2 separate regions of the Homo sapiens genome follow, and region 2 is linked to region 1. The links are chromatin loops, found by intact Hi-C in ENCODE. Cell type or tissue: mesothelial cell of epicardium. All regions are shown on one strand. Links, peaks and the distances in the headings refer to the core of each region. The heading gives the core; the rest is flanking DNA.

The links. Hi-C counts contacts between places; a loop is a spot of excess contacts. Peaks named below come from ENCODE experiments on the same cell type or tissue, not always from the same donor. Only the 100,000 strongest peaks of a DNase experiment are listed, where the experiment ranks them.
Region 2: it touches region 1 in a loop (26-fold over the local background); 3 of 110 quality-filtered maps call a loop at or near these places.

What each region holds. Positions count from the first base shown.
Region 1 is chr2:68,202,518-68,209,105 of GRCh38, forward strand. All of the region lies in intron 2 of PPP3R1 (protein phosphatase 3 regulatory subunit B, alpha), which reads right to left. Among named protein-coding and RNA genes, the nearest start is that of PPP3R1-AS1, 46 kb to the right of the region's middle. RefSeq lists an enhancer at 3,051-3,551. In mesothelial cell of epicardium, for the core only: no CTCF peak of the experiment used is centred there; no DNase peak of the experiment used is centred there.
Region 2 is chr2:68,424,035-68,432,027 of GRCh38, forward strand. No RefSeq gene overlaps it. Among named protein-coding and RNA genes, the nearest start is that of FBXO48, 39 kb to the right of the region's middle. RefSeq lists enhancers at 1-79, 200-309. In mesothelial cell of epicardium, for the core only: no CTCF peak of the experiment used is centred there; no DNase peak of the experiment used is centred there.

The DNA of each region.
Region 1 (6,588 bases), core at 4,025-6,524:
GGGTTCAAGTGATTCTCCTGTCTCAGCCTTCCAAGTAGCTGGGATTACGGGCACCCACAACCATGCCCGGCTAATTTTTCTATTTTTAGTAGAGACGAGGTTTCACCATGTTGGCCAGGCTGGTCACGAACTCCCGACCTCAGGTGATCCACTTGCCTCGGTCTCCCAAAGTGCTGGGATTACAGGTGTAAGCCACTGTGCCCGGCCAGTCCTTTACTTGAGACTACTTGTTTAAAAACTTGAAATATTTAATATATACTAGAGAGTTCAGGGAATTTTTTTTTTTTTTTTTTTTTTTTTTTTGAGACGGAGTCTCGCTCTGTCGCCCAGGCTGGAGTGCAGTGGCATGATCTCAGCTCACTGCAAGCTTCGCCTCCCAGGTTCACGCCATTCTCCTGCCTCAGCCTCCCGAGTAGCTGGGACTACAGGCACCCACCACCATACCCGGCTAATTTGAATCCAGGGATTATTAAAAACCGTCTGTAACACTAAAACAAGGTAACCCAAACTATTTAAGTTCATGTACTATACTTAAGAAAATCCTTTGTTCTTCTCGTCATTACTTAATTCTAATGCTTTACTGAGAGCAAGCAAAGCATAAGTAATTCTCAGTGACTAGGTGAATTAAATCAGAATTGAGATCACTAAATTACCAAGTAAATGATAAATGACAGCTGGTAAACTGTCTAAGAAACATTAACTGTATAATAAATTTATGAAGATGTTAATGTAAAGCAACAACTGCACAAGTCAATTTCAAAATTAACGGCATACAATGTTTTAACAATAAATGGCATTTTAGGGCCAGGCACAGTGGCTCACACCTGTAATCCCACCACTTTGGGAGGCCAAGGCGGGTGGATCACCTGAGGTCAGGAGTTCAACACCAGCCTGACCAACATGGTGAAACCTTGTCTCTAATACAAATACAAAATTAACCAGGTGTGGTGGCACATGCTTGTAATCCCAGCTACTCGGGAGGCTGAGGCAGGTGAATAGCTTGAACCCAGGAGGCAGAGGTTGCAGTGTGCCGAGATCGCGCCATTGCACTCCAGCCTGGGCAACAAGAAAGAAACTCTGTCTCAAAAAAAAAAAAATGCTGAAATGAAAGAGGAAATCAAATTAACTACAGATAACCTTTTTCTCTGAAAACACTGTTTTCAAAACAGCAAACCTCCCTGAGACGAATGTGATTAAGAGCAGACATTAACAGCAAAGTTATTATCCTTAAACTTTCACATCACCTGTAAATACTCAAACCAGAAACAAAACTGCCTGAATGTGAAACTGTTTACTAAAAACAGAAACAGCGTTCTAACGGCTAGAAGGGTTTCTACTGGCAGTTCATTATGCAAAAGGAGAGGTTCCTTCAGAGTCTGCCAAGCTCTTCTTAGGGGACCTTCTAACAAAAGAGAGATGAGACATCTTTTTAGATAAAAGATTTAATCTTTCACCTACATTTAGTCTACAAAACAGCCCTTGTGTTTACTAATTTTATCTAAACCACTCAGAATTACACTGGCTTTATCAAAAATTAGCTGAATCTGATTTTCCACTCTTACTTTCAATTGTGCCCCAATCTAGTCTTCTGCTTAAATTATCTAAGGTAGTATCTTGCACTCAGTCACTTTTCCAAAGTTATCATGCCAAGTTAGAACTAAGGCTTCCACTTTGAGCAAATCACCTCAACAGAGTATACATTTCCTAGTCCAGAGAGGTTAGCCAACAGACAGAAATAAAGTCACAACGGCCTAGAATAAATTCAATAAAAATCCAACACTGAATTGAATGACATATACATATATATACACACACACACTATATATATATATTCTGATATATATATATCAGAATACCTATGTCTTAGACAAATCTAGTCTTGCCTAGAATTATTCATGTAGACAATTATAACATTAATTTTGTAAGATTTACTGAAGACAGACTATATAATACTATGATTAAAAATATTGACTATGAAACATGATGGCCTAAGATCAAATCATGGCTTTGTTACTTCACCTGCTGTGTGACTTAAGCCAGTTATTTAAAGTCTCTTTGCTTCTATTTCCTCATCTGTACAATGGGGAAAGTAATTGTGCCCCTCTCCTGAGGCTAATATGAGAATTAAAAGAATTAATGTATGTAAAACGCTTAGAATAATTCCTGGGACATGGTAAGCACCATACCATTATGGATTGTTATTATTTATGAAAACAAATGGGGTGACTAGTAACTACCAGGTTTTCCCAAAGGTATACAGCCTTTAAAATTATCCAACGAGTTGTCTATGTAATCCAGCTCTGAGCTCTTGCTAGCTAATTCAGTCAACCAATTATTTACTCAGCATCTGCTTTATGCCAGGCATTATGCTTCCACTGTCAAAGTCCCAATTCTTTTACTGGTGAAAATTAGTTTGAACAGCCACTTATTATTAAAGTTTACAGTCTGCATGCCATTCTGAATTGTAATTAAATAATTATTTCTTATTGATTTTATTCTTGGTTACTTCCTTCTCCCCTTTTCCATTTATTTAAAAAGCCCCAACTTTTCAATAATAGAAAATTTCAAACACACACAAAGTTTGAAAAAAGAGTATAATGAATTCTATATGCTCATCATCCAGTTTCAACCATTAAACATAAGAAAAATGTTATCTATATCCCACCCCAGTTATTTCAGAGCAAATCCCAGACATATCATTTCCTTGTAAGTAATCAGTATTATCTTTTTTTTTTTTTTTTTTTGAAACGGCGTTTCACTCGTTGCCCAGGCTGCAGTGCAATGGCGCAATCTCAGCTCACTGCCACCTCTGCCTCCCGGGTTCAAGCAATTCTCCTGCCTCAGCCTCCCAAGTAGCTGGGTTTACAGGCATGCACCACCATGCCCTGCTAACTTTTTACATTTTTAGTAGAGATGGGGTTTCACCATGTCAGTCAGGCTGGTCTCGAACTCAGGTGATCCACCCACCTCGGCCTCCCAAAGTGCTGGGATTACAGGGGTGAGCCACTGCACCTAGCCTAAACAGTATTATCTCTAAAAGATAAAAACTCTTTAACACATCATAACATTATCACACCTAAAAATTAATTATTTGGTATCAAATAATCAGTGTTCAAATTTCCCCAAAGGTCACAAGTGATTTTGTAGATTTTTTAAATCAATCCAGATGTGGCAATTAGACAATGTGTTGATAAAATGAAGATGACCTTGATAGCAGTGTCCGTGGAGTTATAGCAGCCGAAAGCCAGATTGCAGTAGACCAAGAAATTAGCAGAAATAAGGAAATAAAGGTGATTGTGTAGGCTCTTCTTTTTTTTTTGAGAGGGGGTTTCGCTCTTGTTGCCCAGGCTGGAGTGCAATGGCGCGATCTCGGCTCACAGCAACCTCCACCTCCTGGGTTCAAGCCATTCTCCTGCCTCAGCCACCTGAGTAGCTGGGATTTAGGGATGCGCCACCACACTCGGCTAATTTTGTATTTTTAGTAGAGACGGGGTTTCTCCATGTTGGTCAGGCTGGTCTTGAACTCCGGACCTCAGGTGATCCGCCCGCCTCGGCCTCCCAAAGTGCTGGGATTACAGGCGTGAGCCACCGCGCCCGGCGGCTCTTAAAAGGTTCAAATACGTGAAAGAACAGAGAGAAACTTCCAGGTACATGCAGGATCAAAATCAAAGAGAAGTCGACTGTGTTATAAACTGAAGAGAGGAAGAAGCTGAAGACATATGGGAAAATAAAGAGAAACTTAACAAAGTAAGATCCTAGAGATGAGATAGCACAAGATCAAAAGCACAGGGGAAGGGCTAACCATGAAAAAGGGAGGCCTGATACTGAAGGAAAGGAGGTTAAGATTAAATGTGAGATCAGACAAGTTTCTCTTGTGGCAGGCAGAGGTGAGGGGGGAGGCCAACACTTAAATCATCCCCAAGTTTTCTCAGTCCCTAGTTTTCTCAAGCATTAGGAGCAAAATCATTTATTAAAACCAGGTAATGCAGGCAAGTTTGGGTAGAATGCTGATGATGTCGGTAACATATAAGGAGACTGAGAGAAATAACTACACAGGTCAAAGAATTAATCCACATTCTAATCCTACACAGCTTTCAAATGTCACCCCTTCCAGGAGGCTTTTCTTAATTTCCTTAACCAAAGGTCATTTTTCCTCCTTGGAACCTGTGTTTTTATTTCTCGTAATAGTTTACCCATACTGTAATAATCTATGTATTTCCCTTTTTCCCAGTGGCTAATCCATAAGTACTTGGTAGGTGCTTACTTATCTGTGTGGCACAGGAAAGAATACAGTATGTTACAGCATATAATTTAGAGTCCTGTTAAACTTTTTTAAAAAGTAGCACAACTACACTGAAAGAAGAAAAGCTGAGAGGACACTGTGGCTGGGGCAATTAAATAAGGACAAACAGAGAACACTGGCTTGAGCTAGGTATGGAAGGGATGAGAAGGCATGACAGGAATTAACCTAAATAGGGAAGTATAAATAGTGAAGTGTGTCAAGGACTGATTTCAACAATCTTATAATATGAAAGCACTATTCACAGATAAAACTAAGCTCTTCCAATAGTAAAGAGGTTTTGGGAAAAAAAAAAGCAAAAAAAAAAAATTACTACAATGTGTGGGTGAACAAAAAAAGTGGCAGTTTTAATGTGGAGAAGGTCATTTTTGGGAAATTGATCCAAATAGTCAGGAAAATATGATAAAAAAAAAAAAAAAGCATGTAAGATTCTAGTGAACCAAGCAGGAAAAAAGAACTACATAACAGACAAAATAATTTAGATAGATTCACAGCTGGCTGAACAATGACAAGTATAGATCTTTAGTGACAAGGCTCAACAGTTTAATCAAAGTATTGATTAAAGTGATAAGAAAGAAGACTTACTACTAAGTTCTGAGGATTAACTGAAAAGGACAGCTTTAACAGTGTATGAAATCTTATTTCAAATGCTTACCACACAAATAAAAAACCATGACTTTTGCCATCCCAGATGTACGTAAGGAACATCTATCTGCCTTTTGCCCTAGGACATTTTTCTCTGGCCCTCAGTCCCAGATTTAAAGAATGAGCAGCAGAAAAGAATCTGTGAACTATGGTTCCCTCAAGACTTCTGTTCTTTGACTGAGAAATAAAAAATTAATGTCCTAGTACCTCATCCCCATTGGAGTTTATGCTAGCCACAATCAATCCCAACTCTAATGCAGCCTAAAGCCTAATTACAGACCTCTGCACCTCTTTCTTTCCACTATCAAGTGGAGGAATAATTCACGTCACATGCTCAAACTAAATGGTAAACAGAAGCTCAATTTTGAGTGGAACTCTTTCAATTCTAGAGAAACTATAAAACAGACTCATTGCAGGGCGCAGTGGCTCACGCCTGCAATGCCAGCACTTTAGGAGGCCGAGGCAGGCGGCTCGCCTGGGATCAGGAGTTCGAGACAAGCCTTGCCAACATGGTGAAACCTCATCTCTACTAAAAATACAAAAATTAGCCAGGCGTGGTGGTGGGTGCCTGTAATCCCAGCTACTTGGGAGGCTGAGAGAGAACTGCTTAAACCCAGGAGGTGGAGGTTGCAGTGAGCCGAGACCACGCCATTGCACTCCAGCCTGGGCAACAAGAGCAAAACTGCTGTCTCAAAAAACGCCCGACTCACTGACTTTACCAGAGACAAGTATTATAGATCTACATAACACCCAAAGCACCAGTCTGTAACTTCTGTGTAGACCATATTCTGTAGATAAGTTAACTGTGCAGTAATGACTCAAATAATAGTTCTCAACTCCAGAAGCCCACTATAGTCTACAAGAGGGTTCAGTAAGCTTTTTTCTAAAAGGCCAGGTGGTAAATATTTTAGGCTTTGTTGACCATACGGTCTCTGTTGCAATTACTCAACTCTGCCACTGCAGCACAGAAAACAGAAAAATGGGCATGGCTATGTTCCAATGGCTATGTTTTATTAATAAAAACTGCTGGCAAGCAGCAGTTTACCAATATTCCTGGTCTAGAGGCTAGTAATTAGGTCTAGTTTTGGTCAATTCTAACACTATTCTAGATGTAACATTTTATTTCATGTTTTAAAATAGAAACATACATGCCCTCATATGATCCTAATTATATTAAAAATTCATAAAAAGGTTGGGTACAGTGGCTCATGCCTGTAATCCCAGCACTCTGGGAGGCCAAGGAAGGTGGACTGTTTGAGGCCAGGAGTTCGAGACCAGCCTGATCAACATGTTTCTACTAAAAATACAAAATTAGCCAGGTGTGGTGGCGCTCACCTGTAATCCCAGCTTCTTGGGAGACTGAGACACAAGAATTGCTTGAACCTGGGAGGTGGAGGCTGCAGTGAGCCGAGATCATACCACTGCTCTCCAGCCTGGGTGACAAAGCAAGACTCTAAAAAAAAAATTTTTTTTTTTAATTTAAAAAAAATCATTAAAAAAAGTCTGGGAGGAAACAGCAAAATAAAATGTAAATAGTGATTGGGATGGAAAGATTATGGATAACTGGTCATAGGTATCACCATTTTTTTTTAAGTTTAAAAAACTGTGGAAGTTGGCCGGGCGCGGTGGCTCACACCTGTAAT
Region 2 (7,993 bases), core at 2,351-4,850, 220 kb after region 1:
GGGTTGGTAAAGATTTGGTCTGCAGAAGAAGTGACTCAGAAGCCTAGGGAGAGGAGAGATTCTTCAAGAAAAGGGAAGTGGTTAACAATGTCAAATTCACAAAGGTTAAGGTGGCTGAGATCTTAAAAAAGACGGTTTGTTTTGGTCATTAAAGTGCCGTGGTGACCTTCAGGGCAGAAGTTTCAAAAGAATGGTGAAGGGAGAAGTTACACTACAGAGAAAATGGGGAACAATGGTGAAAAAAAGAAAGCAATGGTCATAGATTATTCATTTCAGAAGTTTGCTACAGTGAATTACCTAGTGGAGAACTGGCTTGTAGCTACCAGGAGTAATAGGTTAACTCATTAATTTACTTGTTCAAGAGGCCTGTATTTATTAGATCCCACTAGGTGCTTGTTCACTGCTAGGTGAGTAAGGCAGGCAAGATCACCACTGTTATGGAGTTTGCATTCTAGTGTGAGAGAGATAGTCTGTAAATGATGAAGACAATTGCAGATATTAAAAGTGCTATGATGAAAATGAAACATGGCACACAATGAGCACATTCCAGTCTATACAAAGAGAAAGTGCATAGATTGAGCACAGTATATCTGGTGCTTGATAAACTATGGGGAAAGTGGTAGAAGACATCAGAGAAGCAGAGAAGGAGTTTGTGTTTTACTCTAAGTGCAAGGGGATGCTATAAGTAGATTTTAAACAGAGAAGTAACTTGATTAGATTTACAACTTCTAAACTCGCTTAGGCTGCTTTGTGAAGAATGGACTGTATAGGGCAAGAGTTGAAGTTGGAAATATGACGGGAAGATGCTGAATAATTCATTCAAGGAATAAATGTGGTTTAGATCCAGTTGGTACACCGCAAATAGTGACAAGGGGTCAGCTTTGGACTATATTGTGGTGGTAGAAACATCAACAGGATGTGCAAAATGATGTTGAAGGGGTAGGGTCTAAGAAGAAAGCCAAATGAAGGATGACTCCTAGGTTTTTGGTCTGAGTGAAAGCTAGGACCATTTCCTGAGCTGGGAAGATGGGGGGAGGTGCAGGGGTGTGGCGTGGCAGGGTGAGAAGAATCAGGGGCTTCATTTTGCTTGTGTATGATGTGCCTGAGTCATCTAAGTAATGGTGGGGATCAGAGAAATGGGAAGAACCAGGTGAAAGGTGTTTCTCTTAGTGGAGAACTGAACATTTGTAGGTTGCAGATAGAGGACAGGAGTTTGCTAAAGATGGGAAGAGAAGAAGAAAATGAGGAAGGAGCATTTGGGAGGAGGTAGAGGAGGTGGAGGAGGTGAAGAAGGATTGAGCCAATGGCCCAGACAGTGGATTGACTGTGGAAAGCAGGGAGGACACATTGATGTGAACAAGGAAGTAGAGATGGATGTAGAAATAGAGTTCCATAGAGGTTGAGAGGAAGAAAGAGGACACAGCTTGTGTCAAATGGCCCCTGACATGGCTCTAAATTAAAATAAAAAATGAGGTCATATGTTGAGGGAGATTTGGGTGACAAGACTTGTTGGGAGCTTGAGAAGAGAGGAGATTTGGAACAGACATGTGGGGCCCCTCAGCTGAGAATTGAGAGCATTTATCTCTATGCAGTGCAGAGGTAGAAAAGCCCTTGACCATCAGAAGTCCTTAGTGATCTGAAGACAAGAATGAGGAAGTCAGTGGGAATGGCCTCGGTGCCAGGGGCCAGTGTGGAGTCTCTAGCAGCAGGTTAAGGGTGTGTCGGTAGATTAGGTTAAGGATATGTTTGGGATACCCTCCAGGGAGTGTGGGATACCCTCCAGAGTCTGGAGGAGCCAGGGGGCTTTAGCATACGGAGTGGGGTTGAGGGGTTGGACTTCTGGCATAGGCAAAATGCTGGGTATCCTTGCCGTAACACAGGGGTGTGAAAGTGCTGCTAAAAGCATCACCCACAGACCACCACCAGCAGCATCCCCTGGGAGTCTACTAGTAATGCAGGAGCTGAAACAAAGAGGGCATTTTAGCCAGATTCCTGGATGATGTCATATGTATATAGTTTAGGATATGCTGCTCTAAGGAATGAGGCTTTAAAAGGTTAAATGCTTTTTATTTCATCTGTTTTGAGGCAGTGTCTCACTTTGTCACCCAGGCTGGAGTGCAGTGGTGTGATCTTGGCTCACTGCAGCCTCCATGTCCCAGGCTCAACCGATCTTCCCACCTCAGCTTCCTGAGTAGCTGGGACTACAAGTGCGTACCATCACGCCCAGCTAATTTTTGTGTTTTTTGCAGAGACAGGGATTTTGCCATGTTGGCCAGGCTAGTCTCAAATTTCTGAGTTCAAGCTATCCTCCTGCCTCAGCCTCCCAAAGTGCTGGGATTATAGGCATGAGCCACTACACCCGGCCTTAAATGCTTTTTGAAGTAAAAAACTGACCAGAAGATCTTTCTTGTAGATTAATTTGATATATTTTACTTTTTAATATATCTTTATCTTTTTCTGATTTTAAAAAACCTTGCACACTTGTTTTAGAAGTAGAAACTAAGAACATGTATAAAAAAGAGACTAACGTTCAGTCCCATTCTTAGGGTCTGTTATGATACTAGAAGGAGCAGAATAATGGCTGTGGGTGTCTCCCAGAGGTCTCATCTCTTCCAGGGAGTTATCACTGAGAGGCAGTTTAATAGCAGAGCAGCTCCTTCCTGGTTAGGTGACCTTCAGCCAGTTACTTAACACAGCCTTCATTTTTTATCAGTAAAATGGGCATGTGAATAATAGTACATAGGGTTAATATAAGGATTACATTACATTCAATCCTTATGAAAATTTACATATTCAAAATCCTATGAGAAAATTTACATATTTCAATTATGTAAATACCTTAGGGCAGTTCCTGGTTCATAATGAAAGCTCAAAAAATGTTAAAATTGCATATTAGGACTGTACCAGGGTGAGAAATCACTAAGTTAAGCAAACTTTTAACACAGTGTAAGGATTGCTCCCGCTTGGAGGTCTTTGGGCCGCTTCAGGTATAGACTATTGTCTTCAGGGTCTCACCATTCACGACAGTTCGGGAGGAGAACCCTGGAGGACTGAGGAAACAAGATGCACCCCTCATCTGAAGTTGCTCATCAGGAAAGGAAGCTGAGGCCTAGGCAAAGGGTGACAAGATGTGGAGACTGTGATTTGAGATGAGAAGCAACAGAGTTAAAGCCGGGGTACTGGAATGGAATGCAGGGTTCTCCGAGGGGCGTCTCATACATTTTACTTGGTGTTATACCTTTTCTCTCTGTTACATAAGTTCACAGCACCAATATGATTGCTGTTGCAATAACACAGCTGCAAATAAAAACCATAAAAACCCAGAAAAAACATCTGAGCTTCCCCCAACTGTCCTTGAATAGGGGTTAACCAATTTGGAAATCCCCGCTTCTGGTTGCAGCATATCCGCAAGTTTAAATAAACATTGATGAAACACTATGTTAAGAGTTCAGCATAACCATGAGTAAGGTTATATAAAATGTTTAATAGGTCACGTGGCACCTGTAGGGTAGAAATTGTACATTATTTCTAATGCATTTAGTAACTAAGTCCTTTTTGAAAGTTCTTGTAACTACAGGCTCTGCTTGAACAATAGCAATACTATATCTATGTGTGAGAGAATAATAACATTCCCTGGTCTGGTCTTGTTTCTTTAATATCATCTGCCTTCCCTGGCAGATGTTTCCTAGAATTTAATAAGAAAACAACCGTTTACAGAATATGTAGTCTAGGTCAGGAACTCGGTTAAGTACTTTTCAAGAATTGTTTTATTTCACCCTCACCCTATCCCTTTGAGATAGTTCCTTTTGTTATCACCATTTTACAGATGATGACACTGAGGCTCAAAAAGGTGAAGTAAATTGGCCAGGGTGACACAACTAGGTAGGATAGCAGAGATGGGATTCAAACCCAGAGTTTGCACTTTTAATCAGTGCTGTTTTCTGTCCTTCCTACTCATACTCTTCCCAGGAGTATCATTCTAACCTATTGCTGCATTTAGCATGCACGGTACCAGGAATTCTCCAGCCTTCTGGGTTGCCCTTTGCTTTGGCATCCAAATAAAGTAACTCCAGTCTTGTACAACTTTCTGTGGGAAAGCTGATGACCTCACCAATTTTCCCCCAAATTCTCGAGAGTAGAGGAGAGAACTTATATTATTTTATCTGTTCTCATTCTAAATTCTTCCTCTTGTATTAGTTCTCATCACCTACCCGATGACATAAAGCAGTTACTGTAATTCTCTGCATACAGCCTCACCCTGCACTTGCACATAGCTCTTCTTCCGTTCTTCTAAACATCACTCCTCCAAAGGTATGAAGTGGTCAGCTGGTTTCTCTGGAAAGCAGCTGAGACAGAAGTAAGTGGAGGAGGTTTGATGAGAAGGGGAAGGAGTAATCCCATGAGAGATAAAAAAGGAAGGAAGCAGAATTTGGGCAGGAAAATCCTTCGGACTGCAATGCAAATCTGACACCAGGGTTGGCCTTGAAAGCAAAGGGCAGTCTTTCCTACAGACAGAATTTGAGTGGGACACCTGGTGATAATATGTGTATGGACTCATACACAGTGATGAATGGCCTGTGCAGTTGTTCAGGGGCCTTTAAGGAAAAAACTGTAAGTTCAGAGACAGGAAGTCTAGTTAACTTTTAAAACGAATTCTATGCTAAATTCCAGGGATATCCAATCTTTTGGCTTCCCTGGGCCATAATGGAAGATCAAGAATTGTCCTGGACCACACATAAAATACAAGAACACTAACAATAGCTGATGAGCTAAAAAAAAATCACAAAAAACTCTCAGTGTTCTAAGAAAGCTTATGAATTTGTGTTGGGTCACATTCAAAGCAATCCTGGGTCATATACAGCCCACAGGCCATGGGTCAGACAAGCTTGGTATACTCCTCTAGCTCTGGCTCAACTAAACTCAAAATTCCTTTCTTCTCGCAATAAAACCTGGCACTTGATAAGAAAAACATTGGCTTTCATAACTATTATCTCTAAAGTTGACATCAATTTTTTTGCAGCTGAGTTCTTCACTATTCTCTGAAGGGGCTAAGGGAGTAAGAAAGATTGCCAGGAATAAAAAGTACTTCTGACTTATTTTAAATCACTATCTTGCAGGAATTAATTATATGATTTTAATTATGTGAAGTTTAAATTCAGGCAATATTAATCAACATTTATAAAAGTCAGAATAGAGATTACTTTTGGAGGCTGTGGTATTGTGATACATTAAGAATATAAGAAACATATATTAGGTCTTCATCCCCATTTCCTGGCACATAGCTCCTAAACACTTGTAAAATCCTGGATGATAAAGGCAAGAGGAATGTCTTTTGTTATCTATATTAATTATTGTATATTATTTCATCATATGTGAGTTTGTTTTCATGAAGTGACTCTTGGAGGCTGGTGGTTATCAGAGGAATCACATGGTTGATTACAGGGTTGGAACTTTCAGCACTCCCTCCCTCCCCCAACCTCTGGAGAGGGGAGAAGGGCTGGAGATTGAGCTCAGTCACCAATGGCCCATGATTTAGTCCAGGGTTCCCCAACCCCCAGGCTGTGGACCAGTACCAGTCTATGGCCTGTTAGGAACTGGACTGCAAAGCAGGAGGCGAGCAGTGGGTGAGCAAGGATTCCCGCCTGAGCTCCGCCTCCTGTCAGATCAGCAGCAGCATTAGATTCTCGTAGGAGTGTGAATCCTATTGTGAACCGAGTATGCAAGGGATCTAGGTTGCGTCATCCTTATGAGAATTGAATGATAAATGTAATGTGCTTGAATCGTCCTGAAACCACACCCCCCATCTGTGGAAAAATTGTCTTCCATGAAACTGGTCCCTGGTGCCAAAAAGGTTGGGGACCACTAATTAGTCAATCATGCCTACCGAATAGAAACTCCATAAACCCCCTAACTGACAGGACTTGGAGGACTTCAGGTTGGTGGAAACACAGACCTGCTGGGAGGGTGCAGCATGTGGAGCAGGACGGAACCTCTCAGCTCCACCCTCATACTTTGTCCTGTGTATCTCTTCATCTGGCTGATCTTAAGTGGTATCCTTTAAAATAAACTGCTAATTGTAAGTAAAGCACTTTCTTGAGTCCTGTGAGCCATTCTAGCAAATTATCAAACCTAAAGAGAAGGTCATGGCAACCCCCAATGGATAGCTAGTTAGCCAGATGGACAGGTCACAGTTTGGGACTACTGACTGGTGTCTAAATTTGGTTTCAGCCTTGCGAGGCTGAGTCCTCAACCTATGGGGTCTGCACTAACTCTGGGTAGTTAGTGTCATGAGTAAATTGTAGTACACCCACTTGGTATCTGGAGAGTTGGAGAATTGCTTAATGTGAGGTAAACTCCACACATTTGGTGTGAGAAGTATTTTGAATGTATGAATTTTTCTTTCCTTTTAGGGGTGCAGTGTACAAATTGGGCAGTTGCAGGAGGGAATCATAGGCTGCTGCTGGGATGTGCTATGACTTGGTCTATGAATTAGCTACACTCAATTAATATGTGGAAGACAACTCTTCAAGCTGTACACTTAAGATGAGTGTACTTTTTGCATTTAATTGTATATTCTTTCTATAAAAATTATTGTATGAGTTTCCTATTGTTGTAACAAGTAACCACAAATTTAGAAGCTTAAAACAACACAAATTTATTATCTCACAGCTCTGGAGGTTATAAGTCTGAAATGGGTCTCGAGATGTTGGGAGGGCTGCATTCCTTGATGGAGGCTGTAATTTTCTAATTTTACTATTCACTTATCTTTCAACAGATGCTCAGTGATTGTCAGCCACTAAAAGCCTCTAATTACAACCTATCTGCACTTCTAATTCCACCCTATTCTCCCCATGCAGGTAGATGACTAGGTTAGGCTTTTATTTTCAAGAAGGCTAAAGAATAAGGTACATTCAGCTTGTTAAAGGCATATTCAACTTATTGATACTATCCTGTTGCCTATACATTTACAGACATTCATGTGACTATCATTATTATTAGAGAGAATGTTCTAATCATTCTCTCTCTATAAAGGTGTTTTCTCAGGGCCCACTGTATGGTTAGAAATTGGAAAAGACCTTCCAGTTTCCTTCACAGATGATTCTCCTCACATTCTCTCCATTTGCTTTTTTAATATATTTTTTGAGACAGGGTCTTACAATGTTACCCAGTCTGGAATTCAGTGGCGTGATCAAGTCTCACTGCAGCCTCAACCTTCTGGGTTCAAACAATTCTCTCATCTCAGCCTCCCAAATATCTGGAATTACAGGCCTCTCGATATATTGTCCAGGCTGGTCTTGAACTCCTGGGCTCAAGTGATTCTCCCATTTCGTCCTCCCAAAGTCTTGAGATTACAGGTGTGAGCCACTGTGCCTGGCCTTCATTCAAATTTGCCTGTGTATTTTTTTATTCTTGACAAATGAGTCAGCAAAGTTGCAAATGTCCCCTTATTTGACTTGGTTCAGTGTTTCAATGTCATTCCAAAACAAAGATGCCAGGGATGCTGTTCCAAAGTCTGTGGTCTCTATGTGTATGGAAGCACTAGTGAGGGCACGCTATTTCTCTTTCTACTCAATCCACACACTGGGATGATGGCTACAAATGCTCATTGTGTTACGGGATCCTTGTGGTGTCGCTTCGCCTGCTGGAAACCTCTGTGGCCAGTGGTGCCTTTGCCCAAGTTTTGTTCTGGCCTGCTGGGCTTGTTCCACCCAGTTGGCCCAGCAGGCTGCACTCAGCTCATGCTACTGGCCTGGATCCCATGCCTGCCAAGGGCAAGCCAGGCGTGGAGTAATGAAGGGTATGTGAGTGAGCGTGGGGTCTAGCCACCGCACATAGCTGGGCATGCCAGCTGCTGCTGTGGGGCAAGCAACTCCAGGTGCTGGTGTGGGTGCTGGCTCCCTGCAAGGCTGCATCTGGACTAGGTGCACCACAAGCAGCTTCCATAGCTGGCACTGGCAAATGCTCTGGGGCCTGGAAGCTTGCAGACTCCAGA